Regions from separate parts of the Mus musculus genome. Here region 1 is linked to region 2. The links are chromatin contacts, found by POLR2A ChIA-PET in ENCODE. All regions are on one chromosome and are shown on one strand. Each heading gives the region's core, a stretch centred on a gene start or an enhancer-like site at or near the end of the contact. The rest is flanking DNA. Distances are from core to core; before and after follow the strand shown.

Evidence for each region. ChIA-PET counts read pairs that join two places held with the same protein, here RNA polymerase II (POLR2A).
Region 1: POLR2A ChIA-PET joins it to region 2 with 14 read pairs in Patski. The contact joins the promoter of Afg3l1 here to the promoter of Tcf25 in region 2. POLR2A ChIA-PET finds 5 or more read pairs at or near these places in 3 of 5 experiments (Patski and embryonic stem cell).

Annotation. Positions count from the first base shown.
Region 1 is chr8:123,474,996-123,479,612 of GRCm38, forward strand. It overlaps Afg3l1 (AFG3-like AAA ATPase 1), which reads left to right and starts at 2,867. Exons shown (of 17, transcript NM_054070.3): 1 at 2,867-3,052. The coding sequence starts at 2,915. Gm39275 (a long non-coding RNA gene) reads right to left here and starts at 380. Exons shown (of 2, transcript XR_879317.2): 1 at 288-380; 2 at 1-77.
Region 2 is chr8:123,371,193-123,375,879 of GRCm38, forward strand. It overlaps Tcf25 (transcription factor 25 (basic helix-loop-helix)), which reads left to right and starts at 2,519. Exons shown (of 18, transcript NM_001037878.4): 1 at 2,519-2,872. The coding sequence starts at 2,681.

The DNA.
Region 1 (4,617 bases), core at 1,617-4,116, 100 kb after region 2:
CCAGGTCCATGGGCAGGACCATTGTGACACGTTGGCTGCTCTCTGGAGTTGGAGTGGAAGGCAGGGCAGCTGAGGATCTGAAAGGAAGTGGTCAGCATAGGGATCTGACAGGATTCTTAGGCTTATTTTATAGGGCATAACTCAAAAACAGTTGTCAGTTGTTAGTCCGAGTCCCAACACATAGAGACACACAAGACACACACAGAAACCGCTTTCAGGCAACCACCATAGAATCACAGTACTACAGAAATGACAAACACAAGCAAGACCAATACAGGGTATCTTACACGCAATTTCCAGAGAAGCTCACTGTCACTACGACCAACTCAAATGGACCTCTCTCCATGGGAAGGCCCCAGAACCTGAGACCGGCCTAAAACCAAACCAAGATAATCAGTCAACTCCTTGGGACCAAAACGAGACCTGAAACCAGACAAACCAAAAACAAAACAGAATCAGAAGGTGGTCCAATGGAGGACACACAAATGAACAAGACAGACAGACACACAGACATACAGACAGACAGGCAGGGAGGGATTCTACTTTACCTCCAATGTACAGTGTCTGTGTCTCATGACAAAAACTACAAACAAAAACAAGATAGCAACAGAGAAAAAAGACACCAGTATATCTAAGCACACTCGTCCGAGTCTGGACTTATACAACCAGCCAAACGCTATTTCCTGACGGGGTCGGATTCCACCTCGACTCCCTTCCTGACGAGGTGGGATTCCACGTACACTCCCGCTCTGGCAGAGAGAACACTCTCTTTCCTTCACTCTGCCAGGCAACAGCCAGGTCCTCCTGACTGTTCTGTACTCTGGGCACTCCCTCCAGGGTCTCCCTTGGAACGTCTTCCAGGGGTGCAGCCTGTGGGGCCAGACTGTCGTCCTCCCACAGCCACTAGGGTCCTTACGGTCCACAGTGGCAGCTGCCAGAATACAGAATACCAGAACTGGTAACACAGGTGGGACTCAAACCCTCAATCTCAGACCTGAAAAACCAAGACACAAATTCAGCGGTGCCACACTTAGACAACAGACAACATACAAGACTCACACAAGCAAACGTAACTCCAAGGGGTCCTTTGGGGTTCTTGGGTGTCACACAGATCTCGGTAGGACCTCCGAAATGTTAAAACCTAGTGGGGAAACACCCACTCAACTCCCGATTGATTCAGTGTGCACCCAAAAATCACGAAGGACCATCTCTTGATGTAATTACATGAGGATGTTTAATGACGGAGCTCCGGACCGACATGCATCCCACAAAGGAGATAACGGATGTCGGCCACGAGGCTCGAAAGCTAGGGGTTTTTATGGGGTAAGGGGCTTAGGGGTGTGGAATTCAGCATAGTGACACACTATTGGCTTATTTAAACATTAACAGAAAGATTACATGTTAGCAAAAGGGCATCAGGACTTTGTTCCTGTGGGCTAGGGGCTTATCTTGTTCACATAGCAACCAGTTGATGTATGACTTTACCCGGCATCAAGGGGCAGTGGACAGAGGGGAGGTTCCAGCCAGGTGGTGTTGACCCAGACAAGATAGCCCTGCTTGTACAATCAAGCTGTTCTTAGGAATGTCTTAACAACAGCCCTGTCTGTTCTGCTTTGTTCTCAGCCCCAGGCCACGGGCTCATAGACAACTCTTTTACATGAATCACAAGATACAAAATCTCATTTTCTTTTATCACCATCTCCCACTCCAGCGCGGTATGGTGAGGCGGGAGGGATGCCTCGGCACATCCCTTTCCCTGAGTTATCAGCCACAGGACAGGTATAATGTAGAACAGTTTATTTGGGGGCATGGGAAGGGAGTTGAGAAGGGAGTAGAGGCAGTCAAAGAGAGAAAAGAGAAGAGGAGAGGAGAGGCTGGCCAGGAACCCGTGGAGAGGAGGAAGGAGGGAGGAGTTGGGGAGAGAGGGAGAAAGGGGTCAGGGAGAGAAGAAAGTCTGAGAGAGAGAAGGGGAGAAGGGGCAGAGAGAGCGAAGACATGGAGGGGGGTATGGGAGTAGGGGTCGGGTTGGGAGGGAACAGACCCTTTTATAGCAAGCCAGGCCTTGTTGCTAGGTAACCGTTGGGCGGAGCATAGAAGGACTGCTAACACTATGGGTGACAATGGTCTTCTCCCGGGCATCTGTACCTTTGAAATGTAGTCAAGGTAGAATCTGAGTACACGCAGATGCCACGTGTGTCGTGGACAGCCCCACTGTCCAGAAACTGGTTCATCCTGAACACCCACACCTCCCTAATGCCAAGTCCAAATTGCTAGTCCGCACAACTGCAGGCAAATCAAAACTGGGGTGACTCTATATACCAACCAAGTGCTCTCCCGCAGAGCAATGCCACAGGCCCTCACGCTGCTCCAGACCGTCCCGTCGCTCCCTGCGCATCCGCAGGAATAAAAATGTTGTTAAGTAAAATTAAACAAGGGTCTATGACGTGGATCAATGAGACAAGTCGTGCACCAAATAACAGTTCCTTTGTTCACGATAGGTCTCGAACCACATCTAGTCTGGATGTAAAATACCGGGAGCACCTCCAACCGGTAATACTAGTACCCTCAACCAGGGAGAAGTAGCCTCAAAATTTAATTACGTGAGCCGCGTTACCCCGAGGACCCACCGAAGCCATTGATGTCGTTGACAATGCAAAATTTAAAATACGTCTAAAGGCCCTTGGTGTCTAGGTCAAGTTGGCCGCGGACCATCCGCCATCAGCTGTCAGGCAGCGCGAAGCGACACTCGGGTTCAGGATCCTAAGGAGCACGGCCGCGAACCAGACACCCAAAGAGAGGTCCGAGCCGATGCGGCGGCCAGCTGCGCACGCGCGCCCCCGAGGGCGTGGTGCACTATGATCCGCCTGCTGCGCGTGCGCGCGCCCAGGGGGCGGCGCGAGGTCAGGGCCGGGGGATGTTACTGCGGCTGGTGGGGGCGGCGGGCAGTCGAGCCCTGGCCTGGCCTTTCTCCAAGCTGTGGCGATGTGGCGGATGCGCAGGGAGCGGCGGGACGGTCTGGAGCAGCGTGAGGGCCTGTGGCATTGCTCTGCAGGTGAGCAGGGCAGCGCTGGGGCCACGGGTTCCGGGCGGCGTGGCGGGGGCCGCGCTGGGCGTCGCGGTGACGTCATCGGCCTGCGGCTGGGCCGGGCGCAGCGTCTTCCCGATTTCTGCCTCCGACTCCACTAGTGTCTACCTACGGCTGATCGGAACACTTGAGCGGGTGCGATCTAGCCATTATCCAGTTAGCTATTGCAGGGCCCCACTTAAAAGGTAGTAGCCTTTATTCATTAAGGAGGCGTAGGTCTCCATACTAAGCAGAGAAAGATGGCCACCATGGAATTCCCGCCACTGATGCTTCATTTTTTAGATAGTTTAGCCTTACTAGATATTTTATCACCCCTCACAGGTACATCTGCCAGTAGTAAGGAGGCTCACCACGGCGAAAGGGAATATCCATGCAGATTATCCATCTTCAAATAAATGCGTGTTACCATCACAGGGGCCATACAGCCGTTCTTCCTCAATTCAGTTTTGGTCTTGTTCCCTCTTAATATGACAGTAGTGTGGTGTAACGGTCCATGAGCAAATGTCCATTTACCCCAGCTAGGGCACTCACGATAGGTCAAAATGATTCCATTCCTCTAGCTTTGTGAACCAGTGAGCTTATTGGAATTAAATATGGCCGCACCGGGGAAGGTTACTTAACAGGAGTGACTCAAAAGCAGTTTCATCGATGAAAGGCTCACATACAGGTCACAACGCAAGGCGAACCTACAGTCAGTACCACTGAAGAGGCTCCCTCCCCTCAGCAGTTCTTTCCTGCCTGTAGAACTTTGGGTCTGGGGGCCCGTGGATTTTTTTTTAAGCTTCTGAGCATAAGGTTTATGGGGCTTCTTGAGGCTTAAGAGCTTCCCTCTCTGTAGGGGGGAATCTCTGGGTTTGGAGGAGGTAGCTGCACAGTGGGTCGGGAAAATGCCCTCAGGTTTGTTTCTAGTGCTGTGCATTGCACAGTCATTTCAGGTCATGTCGCACATCCTGTTCCGGTGGGTGACCCGTTGAAGATCAGTCATATAGTGATTGTTATAGACAGTTCTGAGTTGCTGTGGGCCAGTGTCTTTGTGAAAGAAGTACATTGGATGGACTTTGACTTGGTTGGGTGGCTTTTCGTGGCGAGACATCAGAGTGCCCACTCACCCTAGACAGAGCACTGGTAACAGACCAAAGAAAGGTGTTGTGTGACACTGCTCTTAGGGAACAAACATTACCCACGGCAGATAGGGAGCGGGCAACAGACCACGGTAGAGTCCATCTGGTGAACTAGTGAGTTTTGGTGGAGTTACTTACAGAAATGACTCCAACAGCTGCATCATCAGCGCCCATCCCAGTGTGGGATGGCAGACAGCTCAGGAAAGCTGGAAACAGAGTACTCTGCTCGTTCAGCAGGTTAGAGAGTGACCGTTCCTAGAGCCTGTTCCAGGCAGCTCAGTCTCTGCTTCACCCAGGTTGCCAGGCTACTCTCCACTTCTCAGGCAGCTGGGCACTTATCAGAGTCTGTCTTCACTGTGTAGACAGGGTTTCTCTGCATATCCCTGGCTGTCGTGGAACTCACTTTGTAGA
Region 2 (4,687 bases), core at 1,269-3,768:
CATATCCAGCTCACACTCCAAGCATGGTGTCACCAGTTCTGATCCTCACACAACACAAATGAAAGCAATAAACTCATATTTTGGGAAACACCCAGCTGAGTTGCAGGGTAATGCCTGTGGTTGTACAGTGCCCTACAACCACTTCTGGAGGTTGTACAACAGCCTGTCCTGTCTTATGGTTGCTGGTCTTTTCTAAACAGTGGGTTGCATGTCAGCCCACTGAGCTAGCCTCAGCCTCATCCATCGGGACGATGCCAAATACAGTGGTTAGAACTGAGATTTTCAGAAGGACCAGATCTGCAGCAGTTTGGGGAGACACATTTGGAGCTAGTGGTTCAGGGAAGATCAACTCCATCCTTCAGGGTCCATGACTTGTGTCTCAGGAGAGGCAGTTCTAGACTGAGACCTCCCACTTTATTCAAAGGTAAGGCTACTGACCTGTGTAAGCTGGCCACAGCTCTGTGTGTGTGTGTGTGTGTGTGTGTGTGTTTTCAAGACAGGGTTTCTCTGTATAGCCCTGGCTGTAGACCAGGCTGGCCTCGAACTCAGAAATCCATCTGCCTCTGCCTCCCAAGTGCTGGGATTAAAGGCGTGCGCCACCACTGCCCAGCCTGGCCACAGCTCTTGATCACGGATGGCACAGAAGCCAGCCTGGTCCTGAACAGTCAGGGCGGCAGCATTGAGCCTGATGCGGAAGAAGCTGCAACTTTAACAGTGCGCAGGGAAGAGGGTTGGGGGGATGGGCACCTTGGGACAGCAGCTGTGAACCATCAACTTTGAAGTACCTAAAGATACTTCATAGTGTGGGCAGAGGGCTCAGCATCCAACCCAGGGACGAACCAAGACTCCTGGGGGAGGCAGGGTGGAGTGGAGCACACGGACAGTGGGACAGGGGGCTCACACAAGAGCAGGAACTAAGGGATTGCTGCCCTGCCTGCCTTCTCTGTCCTTGCCAACCGCCTACATTGTTTGGACTTTGGGAGTCACATGAATGCAAAACCGGGTTCTCTCTGGGAAACTTAGCTCATTAAGGCGTCTTCACCTGTAAAAGGAGATCTATCTCCCAAAATGAAGCTGGAATTTAAGATAAGTGACTGATTGCTTCTCAGCCTTTTGGCTAAGATCAAGTAAGAGCAGTGACTGGCCTAGCCCTCTCCTGCTCTCAAGCTGGGGAAAGGTCCAACCCAACCCCAGCTCATTTTACTTTGGAGGTACTCAATCCTGACTCGTCTAGGAAAGTTTTCCAAAAGTATAAAAATTGGGGCGTAGACATGAAGTAGCTCTGTAATTCCAGCCCTTCAGAACAGGATTTCCATAGCTTCACGGGTAGCCAGCGTTACAGGGCAAGATCTTGGTTTGGGTGGTGTACTGGCTAGTTTTGTGTCAACTTGACACAGGCTGGAGTTATCACAGTGAAAGGAGTCAATTGAGGAAATGCCTCCATGAGATCCAGCTGTAAGGCATTTTCTCAATTAGTGACTAAGGGGTGAGGGCCCATTGTGGGTGGTGCCATACCTGGGCTTGGGTTCTATAAGAAAACAAGCTGAGCAAGCCTCCATGGCCTCTGCATCAGCTCCTGCTTCCTGGCCTGCTTAGTCCCAGTCCTGACTTCCTTTCGTGATGAACAGCAGTGTGTATGTAGTGTAAGCTGAATAAACCCTTTCCACCCCAACTTGCTTCTTGGTCATGATATTTTGTCCAGGAATAGAAACCCTAAGACAGGTGGTGTTTTTGTTTTGTTTTAAAAAAAGGTCGGTTGTTGTTGCACACACTTTTGGTCACAACACCTGGGAGGCAGAGGCCAGCATGGTCTGCAAAGCGAGTCCCAGGACAGTCAAGGGTACACAGAGAAACTCTGTCTCAAAAAACAAAAACAAAAAGAACATGGAAAAAGAAAAGATCTGTGCCGAGGATCCCTATGTCCTTATTGTGAAAATCTTCCTGAATTAGAATACACATAGGTAGGGCTGCCGTGACTTCACACCACGGATCCACACCTAGGCAGCTCTCCCCTCACCCAATACCCCTGTAACATGACCACCCCTGTTGCGTTCGCGACAATAAAAAGCAAGCCCTAACACCTAACTCGGCTCGGTGCACGTTGTGGAGAGGAGTTACCCAGTCTGAAAGAAGTTAGGTTGGTTCTATTAAGGTGAAAACTGTCCCTTTGCAGTCTAGTAACAACGTGGAGGTGGGGGACATCGGACAAGTCGCATGGGTAGGCTAGCAGAGAGGGGTTGGGGACTGGGTCCCTCGCTCCTGTCATAGCAGAGGTCTTTGCACACGGGCCTTGCGGCGTGCGCACCTGCTCTCACGGCCTCCTCGCCTGCCCCACCCCTGCCCGCTCGCCCCCAGGCTCGCCCCCGGGAATCGCGTTCGTGCGGAGCAGCGCTCTGAGCCTGCGCGTTGCTGCCCGCCGCACAGCCGGCTTTCTGAAAGCCAGCCATCTCCAAAGCCGAAGCACCGCACCACGGCCGCCGCTAGGGCCCGACTCTCGCGAGAGCTCCCTGGGCCACCCTTGCACCTTCCCCGACTCCACGGGGAATTGGGAGGAAGTTCCGGAGAGCCGCGGCGCGCAAACGCGACACGCCAATCTTGCGCCAGCGCGCCGCAAGTGCGCAGGCGCCGCCACACTGCTGCTCTTCCTCGTCCCTCTGCCCACATCAGGCTGTCGGGTCCTATGTCGCGCCGGGCCCTCCGGAGACTGAGGGGGGAACAGCGCGGCCAGGAACCCCTAGGGCCCGACGCCTTGAAGTTTGTCCTCCTTGATGACGATGACGCAGAGGAAGAGGGACCAAAACCGGGGCTGGGTGGCCGGCGCCCCGGGGGTGCAGGGAAGGAAGGAGTCCGTGTCAACAACCGGTTTGAGCTGGTGAGGAGCTGGGCAACCTGAGGGGGGGGAAATGGTGGGGGCATGACGTCATGCGAAGGGGCACAAAGTTGGGTCTGGACTGCAGTCGAGTGGGCGGAGAGAAGGGACTGCGCCGCATCGGGGAAGGCGGGTCTTCAGCCGCAGGGTGGGTGGGGTGAGGAAGCCGTGTTCCCCGTCCGAGATCGAGTGGAAGGTGGAAGAAAATGCCGAGCGAAGGGGCTGCTAAAGGCTAACGGGGGTGCCGACAAGGGGCTGAGTGACAGGACTTTGCTGCAGCATAGGGCGTGTCTCGCGGCTGTGTCCAGAGACGTGACGTGACGCAGGGCAGGACGGGGCAGTGACGTCAGAGTGGGCGGGGCGTGACATCCGAGACAGCTAAGGGGGAGGGGCACTGTGGATGGCGAGTGGGAGGTGGGGTTCAGTTGGGTCTAGGCTTCACTGAAGGAGTAGGGTTGTTCTGTCCGGGGCAATGGGATGGTAGGGTAGGCTTGGTTTCATTTCTGCGACTTGAGGGAGGTCTCTCTTCTGCAAACATTTCGGCTTATTCATCACAGTACTTCTGTGTGTCCCAGCTACTTGTACCTATCGTATCGTATTCCTCGCAGCAGAAAATTGGGTAGCAGTCCTGAGCCCCGTGTTTTTCCTTACGACAGACTGACCTGGGTCTGCAGTTTCATATGTGTATAAATTATGATTCTGACTTCATGTGTGGGCAGATAATATGTCTTTTCCTCGTATCTCCAACTTCCACATATGGTAAGGTGTCAGTGGCCATTTTCGAGTGAGTAAAAAGATGTAATGTGTCTGAGACTCTCAGTCTTGCAGTGAATTGTCTCAGCTAGCTGGGACACACGGAAGTACTGGGTCTTCCTCAAGTCGCAGATATGAAACCATGTCTATCCTACTGTTGCAGCACCCAAGACAGCACTACCCCCAGTTGTCCCCAGCTTTTTATCAGTTAGCAGGTTTAAAAGTTCCTAGCAAAGATATTGATTGGTGTGAGAAATGTCACAGACATTTTGGAAGTTTGGTTCAGAGATTGTTTATTTCTCCCATAAGGAAAGGAAGGGATCTGTCCTGTAGTCTGTGGCGATGGTGAAATATGTCTTCCCTTGGTACAGAGAACTCGCCTGCCTCCTCTGACTTTGAGCCTGAGAGCAACCCCCATTCCTACTGTTTCTTCTCCCTTCACTAGTACTTTTCTTAGATTTACTTTTGCTTATCATCATTTCTTTTTCAAGACAGGGTTTCTCTATGTAGTCTTGGCTGTCCTTGAACTCACTCTGTAGACTACTTAGAGATGCTGTGTCTCAGACTCGGAAATTCGCGCACTTCTGCCTCCTGAGTGCTGGGATCAAAGGCATGTACCACCACCACCCAGCTATGTTTACTTTTAAACGTACACAAAAATTAGGAAAATACAAATAACCCGTATGCGCCCATGGCCCAGTTTCTGTCAGTCTACATGCCTTTAATATAATTTTAATCCCATTTCTCTTAAGAGGTGATTGCAAAACAGAGCCTAGATATCCCATCATTCACCCATCTGTAGCCTTCCTTGTACTGGGATTCCTCCCTTGACGGCAGCTGGGGTTCACTCTCAGACCTTAGGGATCTGAGACCATTGGTTCTTAAAGATTTTACAGCTCTCCTGAACTTGTCCTGCACTTCGCTTTCCCTGGTTCTTTACGGCTTTCACCTTTAGCCTTGGCTCCCTGTCCTCTGCTTTTGCCTCCCTCTGTCCCATCCCTGACACTCTCTCAAACTGGTCAGTGGCCTCCTTTTCATATGTCACGAAGTTGGCAATCTTGCCAC